Linked DNA regions of Homo sapiens: region 2 is linked to region 1. Evidence: chromatin contacts called from ENCODE Hi-C or POLR2A ChIA-PET data. All regions are on one chromosome and are shown on one strand. Each heading gives the region's core, a stretch centred on a gene start or an enhancer-like site at or near the end of the contact. The rest is flanking DNA. Distances are from core to core; before and after follow the strand shown. Region 1 has its middle 34 kb from the start of NDUFB4. Region 2 has its middle 27 kb from the start of NDUFB4.

Evidence for each region. A loop is a pair of places that touch in the nucleus more often than their neighbours do. ChIA-PET counts read pairs that join two places held with the same protein, here RNA polymerase II (POLR2A). Pooled maps may share reads with other maps.
Region 2: a map of K562 shows a loop between it and region 1 (7-fold over the local background). The contact joins two enhancer-like sites. A Hi-C loop is called at or near these places in 2 of 168 maps with a recorded cell type or tissue (K562 and mammary epithelial cell) and 5 of 50 pooled maps. POLR2A ChIA-PET finds 5 or more read pairs at or near these places in 2 of 52 experiments (HEK293T and activated T-cell).

What each region holds. Positions count from the first base shown.
Region 1 is chr3:120,559,249-120,564,697 of GRCh38, reverse strand. No RefSeq gene overlaps it. Among named protein-coding and RNA genes, the nearest start is that of NDUFB4, 34 kb to the left of the region's middle. RefSeq lists a silencer at 1-55. Within about 2 kb of position 3,302, at least 6 of the 41 ENCODE cell types and tissues checked have a DNase peak (open chromatin) inside an H3K27ac peak, as active enhancers do.
Region 2 is chr3:120,620,303-120,625,751 of GRCh38, reverse strand. No RefSeq gene overlaps it. Among named protein-coding and RNA genes, the nearest start is that of NDUFB4, 27 kb to the right of the region's middle. Within about 2 kb of position 2,596, at least 3 of the 41 ENCODE cell types and tissues checked have a DNase peak (open chromatin) inside an H3K27ac peak, as active enhancers do.

The sequences.
Region 1 (5,449 bases), core at 2,053-4,552:
GCTCAAGCGTTCTACAGCCTCAGCCTCCTGAGTAGCTGGGATTACAGGTGCTCACCACCATGCCCGGCTAATTTTTGTATTTTTAGTAGAGACGGGGTTTCACCACGTTGGCCAGGCTGGTCTCAAACTCCTGACCTTAGGTGATCCGCTCTCACTTTAGCCTCCCAAAGTCCTGGGATTACAGGTGTGAGCCACAGCACCCAGCAGGTTTAGTAACCTTTTAAAGATAACAGGTATTTAGTGTAGCTGTGGGACTGTAAGCTCTCTGAAGATACAGACTGTCTCTCCCATTTGTGCTTTTATTGTCAATGCCTAAAAGAGTGCCTCGTACATTGTAGGTGATCAATACACACTTACTAAAGGCATAACTGAAGGAAGTAACCAGGTTTTAAGCCCAGATCTGCCCAACTCCCAAATCCAATTATTTTCACTGCTGAACTCATATTATTTATTTAAAACAATTGGTATTTAGCCAGTTGTTACTGAGTTCCCATCTCTTGGCCGAATCTATAATTAAGGTAATTTTGTAAGACATAGTTAGAGCTATTCCCTGGCTCCCTAAAATGCGTAACGTTCACCCAGAGGACCAGACTTGGAGAAAAACACAGGACTGGAAAACATGTGATCACACCCTAGTATCATTGCTCTCCCTGATCACCAAGAGCAGTTACAGAACAGAGAGGTTTGTTTTGTTTGGTTTTTAAATCAGTAAACACAAATTTTAAAAGGCCTACTCTTAGGCAGAGTATCTTCATAGTGACAAGGACATAGTGACAAGTGCATCTTCTGGTGCATCTTCTAGGATGTTTCTGCCCAGGAATTGGAGGAAGGCGAGAAATGAGGCATACCAAGCATGCCATAGCAGACGGGTGTGTGCAAGTGTGCCTGAGACATGGCCCTGCTTAAACTCAGCCAGGCAGGTCCAGTGATGGATGAGTGGATGGCTCTGATAAAGAGCAGGCATCTCCTATCTTTCTCATTCAAGGGTAGTTCCTCTCCAATGCACTGACCAAGGCTACACCTGGCCCTGGCTTCGGTCATTCAGGGTACTTCCCCTGCCCTTTGGAGTTGTGTGCTCATCTATTTCTTAATTTCTCCACCTTTTCCAAGTATTTACTAAGGGCTCTCATAGGCCCAACCTACGCAAGGTGCTGTGGTGGCTACTACAGAAGGAACAGAGCACAGGCTTCTTCTGGCCTCTTGGGTGTCACTGGTAATATACTTGGAACTCAAGTGTAACCGTGAAGTTCCCTGGTAGCTGAGCTGGTGACTTAACTATTATCACCTTCCTTGCCACCTCCTGAGAGCTTGGGAAGCCTTTCTTGTTACTGTGGTTTGAAGAGTGTGATTCTCCCTTATTTCCCTGTGCACCTTCTGTCACCATGACATCAGCTCAAATGTGGTCTTCTTGCCTTGAGTGAACCAGCACCCATATTACCAAGGCCAGCATGATCAGAGAGGTGTAAACTCTTTACAGGTGGGTCAGCTGGAGAAGATGCAAGGTCAGTACAGCTTTGTAGATAATTCTCTTTGCTTCCTACACTGAATTTGGCTGCCTCTGTCTTTAACCTGAACTAAACCTACTCTGTTCTCATCCAAAGTGTTTTTTTGGGAGGGGGTAGGGCTGGCTGTCCCAGAAGTCAAATGTTCTCTTTATATTCACCTTGTTTCCTGCTCTGAGTTTCCTTCTGTAGTGTCTGTTAATGCCTGTTTTGGTCCAAATCTTTTTTTTTTTTTTTTTTTTTTTGTTTTTTGAGACAGAGTCTTGCTCTGTCACCCAGGCTGGAGTGCAGTGGCACGATCTCGGCTCACTGCAAGCTCTGCCTCCTGGGTTCACGCCATTCTCCTGCCTCAGCCTCCCGAGTAGCTGGGATTACAGGCGCCCGCCACCACGCCCGGCTAATTTTTTGTATTTTTTAGTAGAGACGGGGTTTCACCATGTTAGCCAGGATGGTCTCTATCTCCTGACCTCGTGATCCACCCGCCTCGGCCTCCCAAAGTGCTGGGATTACAGGAGTGAGCCACCCCACCCGGCCTTTTTTTTTCAATAGAGATGGGGTCTCACTATGTTCTGGAACTCCTGGGCTCAAGTGATCCTCCCACCTCGATCTCCCAAAGCTGGGATGACAGGCATGGTCCACTGTGCCCAGCCCCAAATCTTTTCTTAATAACAGTTTTATTGAGATATAATTCACATACTTAAAATTTACCTTTTAAAAGTGTAGAATTCAGTGGCTTTCATTATGGTCACAGAGATGTGCAACCATCACCACTATCGAATTTCAGAACATTTTCATCATCCCCAAAAGAAATAACATGCTCATTGGTAGTCAGTCCCATCTCTCCCTTCCCCAGCCCCAATCAATCACTAATCTGGTTTTTTATTTGCCTATTTTATTTTTTATTTGCTTTTTATGAATTTGCCTATTCTAGACATTTCATGTAATTAGAGTAATACAATATGGCTCTTCAGTGACTGGCATCTTTCAATTAGCATGAAGTTTTCAAGGTTTATCTATGTTGTAATGTATCAATACTTCATTCATTTTTAAGACTGAATAATATTCCATTATATGGATGAACCACATGTTGTTTAGCCATTCATCAGTTAATGGACACTTGGGTTGTTTCCACTTTTTGGCTATGGTTAATAATGGTAGGAATATTTGTGTACAGGTTTTTGTGTGGACATGTGTTTTCAATTATCTTGGATATATACCTAGGAGTCAAGTTGCTATGCTGACCCATATCTTAACGAAACATTTCCAGTAATCTTCATTCCTATCTCTCTGTTTCCTCGGGAGCAGATTTCTCTATATTCATTAAACAAAGAGGAATGACCAACAGTAGGGGCTTTTTCACCAAGTGCATGACACAGCACCTGCTTTTCCAAGTCAGATACAAAGCTCGAACACTCCTACTCCAAACTATATGCGGCTGTGAGTAGCTGTGTCAGGCCCAGGACAGCGACAAGTCACTTCGGTGACTGCACATTAAATAGCAGTTTGTGGCACCCAGAGGGAGGTTTGTGCAAAACCAGCCCTTTCTGCCCAGATTTTAACCTTACAAACAAATAAATATGTATTACAAAGAGCTGGTTCCTTGAAATCTAGTCACTTGTAACCTATCAAGAATCTTGGACTATGATCTCTGGGGGTATGCATAGGCCCAAAGTGAGTATTTACACCATGGAATAAGCAGTTTACAACCTTGAACCATCAATTACATTTCCCCACTATCTGTTCTACAGTCTTCCGTTTATAACTGAAGTCTGCCCTCTGCTGGTCACAAGCAGCCCAGACCCACAACTCGGGGCCGCTGAGCAGGTCTCTTCTAAAATCATTCTCCAGGAGCATTTTAGCAATTGCTACAATTTATTCAGCTATAGAACACAAAGTAATGTCATCTTCTGCAGAGCGTTCCCTTTTTATTTTTTATCCTTTGATGTTTGTGGGTTTTTTTCCTTTTATTCAACAGAAGCAGAACTGGGCCCGTTTCAGTTATTTATGAGCCATCTTCATTCGTGATAAATAACCATAATATGTATTTATGCAGTGCCTGCCAAGGCCCCTCTGCTCCTATTGACTCATGAGTCACTAAAATACTTTTCTATGGTAGAAGTGGACAAGGGCTATTCAAGATAGGAGATAATACAACTTACGGGCTGTCAGATGTCTAGTAATTTTTCAGCAGTGCTTTGCAGATTGATGTTGAGTCAAGAAAGACCTAGAGCCTGACTCTCCTCAAACTCTATGAGATATCTCTTAGTCCTGTTAGAAATCTGCAAGGCATCAGACATTTGGATCCCCAAGCAGATATGCCAACATCCTCTTCCCCTTCCTTCCACAAAAGCACTCTGACCGGAAAAGCAGATCCAGGAGCAACAGGAAAGGTGAGTAGGGGAGGAAGCCAGAGCCCAGAGCTGGGGAACATCACTGACGGTGTGGGCAAAAAGCTGCACTCGTGAAAAGAGGAAAGAGGGCAAGCTGGGAGGGAAGGTGGACAAAAGAAAGAAACAATGGGCGGGGGCCCAGCAGGTAATGAAGATACTAAAGCATGTGACCCCATTTCCCTGAGGGTCACTCCTGCAAGGCAGTTAACTGTAACATCTGTTTAATTCTTCATTACAAAGGAAAGAGAATCCTTTCTGATGTTCTCACCCTGTGCCTCTGACCTTTAAGGTCTCACTCTGTTGCCCAGGCTGGAGTGCGGTGGCACGATCTCAGCTCACTGCAACCTCCGCCATCCAGGCTCAAGCAATCCTCCCACCTCAGCTTTCTGAGTAGCTGGGACCACAGACGCAAGTCGCCATGCCTGTCTAATTTTTGCTTTTTTTTTTTTTTTTTTTTTTTTTTGTGGAGATGGGGTTTTTGCATTTTGCCCAGGCTGGTCTCGAACTCCTGAACTTAAGCCATCTGCCCGCCTCGGCCTCCCACAGTGCTGGGATTACAGGAGTGAGCCACCACTCCCAGCCTGAAAGAACCTGATTTTTAGAGACATAATTTGGGTTTCTAATCTCTGAGGAGATGAGAGTTGCTTACTGTGAGCCCATATACTAGCCAGAGGTCTGGAAACCTGTCCCCATCCCTCAAGGTGATGCCTGTGTCCTGCCAGAATGGGGGGGGGGGGGGGCGTGCCTAAAGCCCCAGTTGCCCCCACTGCTGACCTCAGGGACGCTCCTTGAGGGTCCCACCACCCCTGTCAATCAGTTGGCTGCAGACTCCCGTGTCCTGTTCTTCCTGTTTCCCCCATGCTGCTCTTGCCTTCTCCCTTCCCTCCCACCCTGCCTCTGGACTCTCATTCTCTCCTCCCACATCCCCTCTCTAGCCTTTGTGACTCAAGTCTCAGTCACTTTAGGAAAGACAGGCTCACTGCCCTCTTTATAATCAACCTTCATCTGGTGTGAGGGGGAGGGAGAAGAGAGGGAGAAAGGAGGGAGGGAGAGGGAGAGAGAAACAGGAACCAGGTCTCCTGCGCTTCCTCCCAGAGATAAAGGCTATTCTTAGCAGTAACATAGGCTTGGCATTTGGGGAGACTTGTATTTCTCTCCCTCTCGCCCCAGGGGCTTTGCACATTGCAATTTCTCCTCTCCAAGCAGAGAAGAAAGAGAAGATGAATAGGGAGAGAGATAACGAAAGGAAAGAGGGAGGCGCGCCAGCTGGTGCCCTGAGAGGCTCTTCTGGGGATTTATTTTGGAAGGCTGCTCCGAAGGTCAGAACTGGGCGGGGAAGGGCTCTCACCCCGGCCCCAGAAGGGCAGTTTAATTCTAGCCTCCCTTTTGAGGCAAGAAGACGAAAAGCCAAATGAAATCCCTTTGGGCCTTTCCGCAGCACTTTGTATGTGGCACGTGTTTCATAAATGTTCAGCCAAGCCCCTGCGTGCACTCTCATTAGGCTGGGTCTCTCAGGACTGCCCTCACTGGGCCTTAGGACCTTGGCAGTCAGAGCAT
Region 2 (5,449 bases), core at 1,347-3,846, 62 kb before region 1:
CCACCTTGGCCTCCCAAAGTGCTGGGATTACAGGTGTGAGCCAACATGCTTGGCCCCGATATTCTTTCATATAAAAAAAGTCTATTAAAAATTAAACATTAACTAAGCAAAGAAGTCAGTACTTTAAAATAAGTTTAAAAATCGACCACTGTAGCAGAGGCTGCCAGTGGCTTACCTACATCCCATCAGCAATCACCATTCAGTGCCAACTGGCTGCTTTCTATTGCCAGCACTGGCAACTCTGCCTGAAGCCAAAACCAGAACTCAGCCAAAGTGCTTAGGAATGAATGGCCTTGGATGTAGCCTTAAACCCATGACAAATAGGAATTAGTGGATTAATACAGCAGCTCTGTCACCTCATACCTCTGAGGTTTGTGTTCTGCCCTGGCTCTCTGCAGCTCCCAGAGGAATTCTGCTCCAAGTGCCCACATGGCAACTTCTTGATAATGCACCCATTATTCACATCCTTCCCTTCCCTCTCACTTCCCCACTCTCCTAGGGTACTTCCTGGACTCTTCTCTCAACCAGTAACTAAGACAACCACTGAAATATTTCATTCACAAACCCCAGGCTTCCCCTTATGAGTTCATTCTAACACTATTCTTATACACATATATCAACTCTCACCCATTTCAGCTCACTCTACTCTCAATTTGGTGGCAAAGCCTTCCTAGGGCTAATGCAACATTCCTGGTTGACATCCACTTAGCACCCAAGCCCTTTTACTTTGTCACCCCACTGCTGGCTGCAACTCCTTAGTTGGAGGCAAGATTTCATCCAAGCCAGACTGTTCATACTAATTATAAGAAGATTTCATTTCCTTTTGTTGTGCCTCAGATCAGCTAGAAAGTTTCCTGTATCATTTTCTTAATTCCGTTTTCTAAGATGCCTTCCTCTACCATGCTCCCCAAGAAATATGCCATCTCTTTGCTTAGAAATAGAAAACCTTAAAGAACAGAAAGCACCCTGATTAAGTTTCTTCCAATGACAGGAGAATTTTCTGCCAGATCCCCTTGGCATCTCTCTCTCTCTCTCTCTCCATATATATATATACACATATATATACACATATATATATATACACATATATATACATATATACATATATATATACATATATATACATATATATACACATGTATATATATATATATATTTTGTTAGAGAGGGTGCAATAACAGCCACCTTCTTTCTTTCTTTCTCAGAGATGTCTTTCACAGCCCAGACTACTAGCAATGGCTCAGGACTAATGGTGCTCAACAGAAGCAATTTTGTCCTTCCCACCCCAAGACATCTGGCAAAGTCTAGAGACATTTTTTGTTGTCACAACTGGGGAGGGTGCTCCTGGCATCTAGTCAGTAAAGTCTAGACGTTCTGATAAACTTTCCACAATGCCCAAGACAATCTCCCACAACAAAGAACTACGTAGTGCTGAATGCCCATAGCACTGAGGTTCAGAAACCCTCCTCTAGAAACAGTGGTTCTCAAGTTCATCTGTGCATTGGATCTTTTGACAACTCCATAACTCACAGTGCCCAGAGCATGCCTCAGATCAACCAAATAGAAACACTAGGGATGAGACCCAAATATGATAATTTTTTTGAAACTCCTCAGGTGATTCCAGTGCACAGGCAAGGATGAGGACCATTGTTTTAGGAATTTCAAATCAGTATCCAAAACACCCTCTATTTCCAACCTCAGATCCTGGTCCAACTCAGGGACTGGTTTTGTTTTATTTATTTTTCAGGGACAGGGGTCTCACTATGTTGTCCAGGCTAGCCTCAAATTTCTGGGCTCAAACAATCCTCCTGCCTCAGCCTCCCAAGCAGCTGGGACTACAGGCATGTGCCACCAGGCCCAGCCATATCAGGGTTTCTTAAGGTGTACAGAAAGGAGGTGAAAAATCCCTGAGGCTCCCAACATTTGAGTAACATAATGGGATGAGCTGAGGTATAGAGTGAGGGATTGCCCTTCAGGGCAGTGTTAGATATGAGTTCTAAATTTCTTTTCAAAGAATCAATATGTCAGTATGTTCAATTCTTTGCCTTCTACTTTTAAACTTAACTTTCTTGTAAAGCAACTTTTTTAATTACCTGCTCCACCCTGACTCATGCCGATTATCTACTCTGCCCTGACTCATTCCAATTACATGCTCTGTCATAACCATTTTTCCCGACGAACCACTCACCCCTTCAGTCTGTTTAGATTAGCCAGTCGTAATTAGTTTAGCCTGTGTGATCTAACCCTAGCCAATAGGGGAATGACACAGCAGCAGGGGCCACATGCGTCAGGGATAAGAACCCCTTCCCCTCCCTTGTCCAAGTGTGTGCTCACCATTGCTCCATCTGTAAGGGCGCACCCTTCTATATAAGTAACTTGCCTTGCTGAGAATTAAAAAGAAAATGTTATATCTGAGTGCTATTTCTTTTGCAGCACCAAAACTTTATTTATAACAATTTGGGGGCTCATCCGGGATTACATTCCACTCTGGGGGCAGTCTCTGGTTCTCTCTCATGAGGAGGCATGCCCCGCCCCCTTGTGGTGGCCTCAGGGGTGAGAAATCAAGACTCACCCAGTGCAAGGAATAACCTGAGCTCTCAGCAACATGGGAAAAAAAAAAAAACTGGCCCACAACCTAGCTTAAAGGATCCTCACATACTGCGACAATGACTCTGTGCACAGACCAAGGAAGGAGAAGCCACAGGAGCTGGTAAAGTATTTCCTTGGTGGTCGAGACTAAGGAAAAAGCTGCGAGGCGGTAAATCATTCCTTGGTTAGGACATACCAAGTAGAGAGAAACTGCAGGGGCAGTAAAGCATTCCTTAGTTAGGACTAGGGAAAGAAAGCCACAGGGGGCAGTGAAGTATTCCTTAGTTGGGAAGCCTTGGAGGTTAAAAAGACGTGAGAAATCCCCATGATGGGGAGGTTGAACCTCAAAAAGAGGTAAGAAATCCCCATGAGGGAGGGTTAAACCTCAAAAAGAGGTGAGAAATACCCATGGGGGGATTGAACCTCAAAAAGAGGTGAGAAATACCCATGGGGGGGGTTGAACCTCAAAAAGAGGTAAGAAATCCCCATGGGGGGGCTGAACCTCTAAAAGAGGTGAGAAATCCCCATAAGTGGGGGGTTGAACCTCAAAAAGAGGTGAGAAATCCCCCATGGTGGGGGTTGAACCTCAAAAAGAGATGAGAAATCCCCATGGGGGACGTTGAACCTCAAAAAGAGGTGAGAAATCCTGATGGGGGGAATTGAACCTCACACAAACCTCCGGTAGTAAGAAAAATATTCAGAACTCCCCTTTCCTTTCTTCTTGGGGGAAGAAAGAGTAGCTCCACTCCTGCCAGTCCCTCCTCCAGGGGAAGGGGAAGGAGACTGGAGAACAGCAGCCTAAGCAGCTGGCAGAGGCAGGGAAAGAACAGCAGAGAGGAAAGAGGGAGAGAGAGAAAGTGGGGGGGAGAGAGAGAGAGAAAAGAGAGAGAGAGAAAAAAAGAGAGGGGAAAGAGAGACAGAGAAAGGGGAAAGGGGGGAAGAGAGAGGGGAAAGGGGGGAAGAGAGAGAGGGGAGAGAGAGAGAGAAAAGAGAGAGAGAAAAAAGAGGGGAAAGAGCGACAGAGAAAGGGGAAAGGGGGGAAGAGAGAGAGGGGAAGGGGGGAAGAGAGAGAGGGGAAAGAGAGAGAAAGGCAGAGAGAGAGGAAGAGACAGAGACAAAGAGGGAGTCAAAGAGAGAGAGAGAAAGAGAGAGGGAGAGAAAGAGAGGAAGAGACAGAGACAAAGAGGGAGTCAAAGAGAGAGAGAAAGAGAGAGACAGAAAGTCAAAGAGAAAAAGAAAGAGACAGAAGTAGTAAAGAAAAAACAGCGTACCCTATTCCTTTAAAAGCCATGGTAGATTTAAAACCCATAATTGATAATTGAAGGTCTTCTCCATGACCCTGTAACACTCCAATACCACCTTGTTGCCAGTGTAAACAAGGGCATAGCCCGAAAGCACTGAGGCCACTGACAACCCGTAGCCTTCCTGTCAAAAATCCTAGGCCGGGCGTGGTGACTCACTCCTGTAATCCCAGCGCTTTGGAAGGCCAATGTGGGCAGATCATGAGGTCAGGAGATCAAGACCATCCTGGCTAACACGGTGAAACCCCATCTCTACTAAAAATACAAAAAATTAGCCAGGCATGGTGGCGGGTGCCTGTAGTCCCAGCTACTCAGGAGGTTGAGGCAGGACAATGGCGTGAACCTAGGAGGCGGAGCTTACAGTGAGCCGAGATTGCACCACCGCACTCCAGCCTGGACGACATAGCAAGACTTCATCTCAACAACAATAATAATAATAATAATAATAATAATAATAATAATAAATAAATAAATAAATAAAAATCCTTAACCCAGTAACCCGCGGATGGCCCAAAAGCATTCAATCTGTAGCGGCAACTGCTTGGCTAGCAGAAGTAGAAAAATAACTTTTAGAGGGAACCTCATTGTGAGCACACCTCACCAGTTCAGAACTATCCTAAGTCAAAAAAAAAAAAAAAAAAGGCAAAAAGGTAGCTTACTAAATCAAAAATCTTAAAGTTTGGGGCTATTCTGTTAGAAAAAGATGATTTAACATTAATCACTGATAATTCCCTTAACCCAGCAGGTTTCCTAACAGGGGATCTAAATCGTAATTAATTACCATACAAAGGTCCGACAAGACCTAGGAGGAACTCCCTTCAGGACAGGACAACAATAGATGGTTCCTCCCAGTGACTGAGGGTAAAAGACACAATTGGTATTCAGTAATTGATAGGGAAAACTCTTGTAGAAGTAGAGTTAGGAAAATTGCTTAATAATTGGTCTGCTCAAATTGGAAGCTGTTTGCACTCAACCAAGCCTTAAAGTACTTACAGAACCAGGAAGGAACCATCTGTACCAATTCTAAGTTAATTTAGACTAAACAAGATCTTATTAATAGCAAAGGATAATTGAAATCCCAAACTTACAAGGTTTTCAACAAAAGTAAAGTTTGCTAAAAGTTAATAGTGTAACATGTATTATCCTAACTTCTAATCTTGAGGCCTTAGACAGTCTAGTCCACAGACATGAAGGAAGTTTACTTTGGAAAAGAATGGTTATCATCTTTGTGTAGAAAGGAATGTTATATGGTAAAATCTTGTCCTAAAATAAATTAACTGGTTGTTTAAAGAAAGGGATATTTGCAACAAGTCAGAAAGTTGAGGCATGTCAAACAATTGACTGTGAAAGTCGTGAGAAAAAAATGTTATAAAAGGGAATTTATGAAAGATGTGTTGTATAGTTTAAAAGTAATTAGGCCTCCTGAATGTAAAACTATTGAAGAAACAGTTTATGTGCAAGGTGTATAAGGAAAGTAAAATATACCTTTGGTAAAAGGATTATAAGGAGGCATAAAAATGTGGATTTTTATCTATTAAAAGGTTAAAAAATACTTTGTT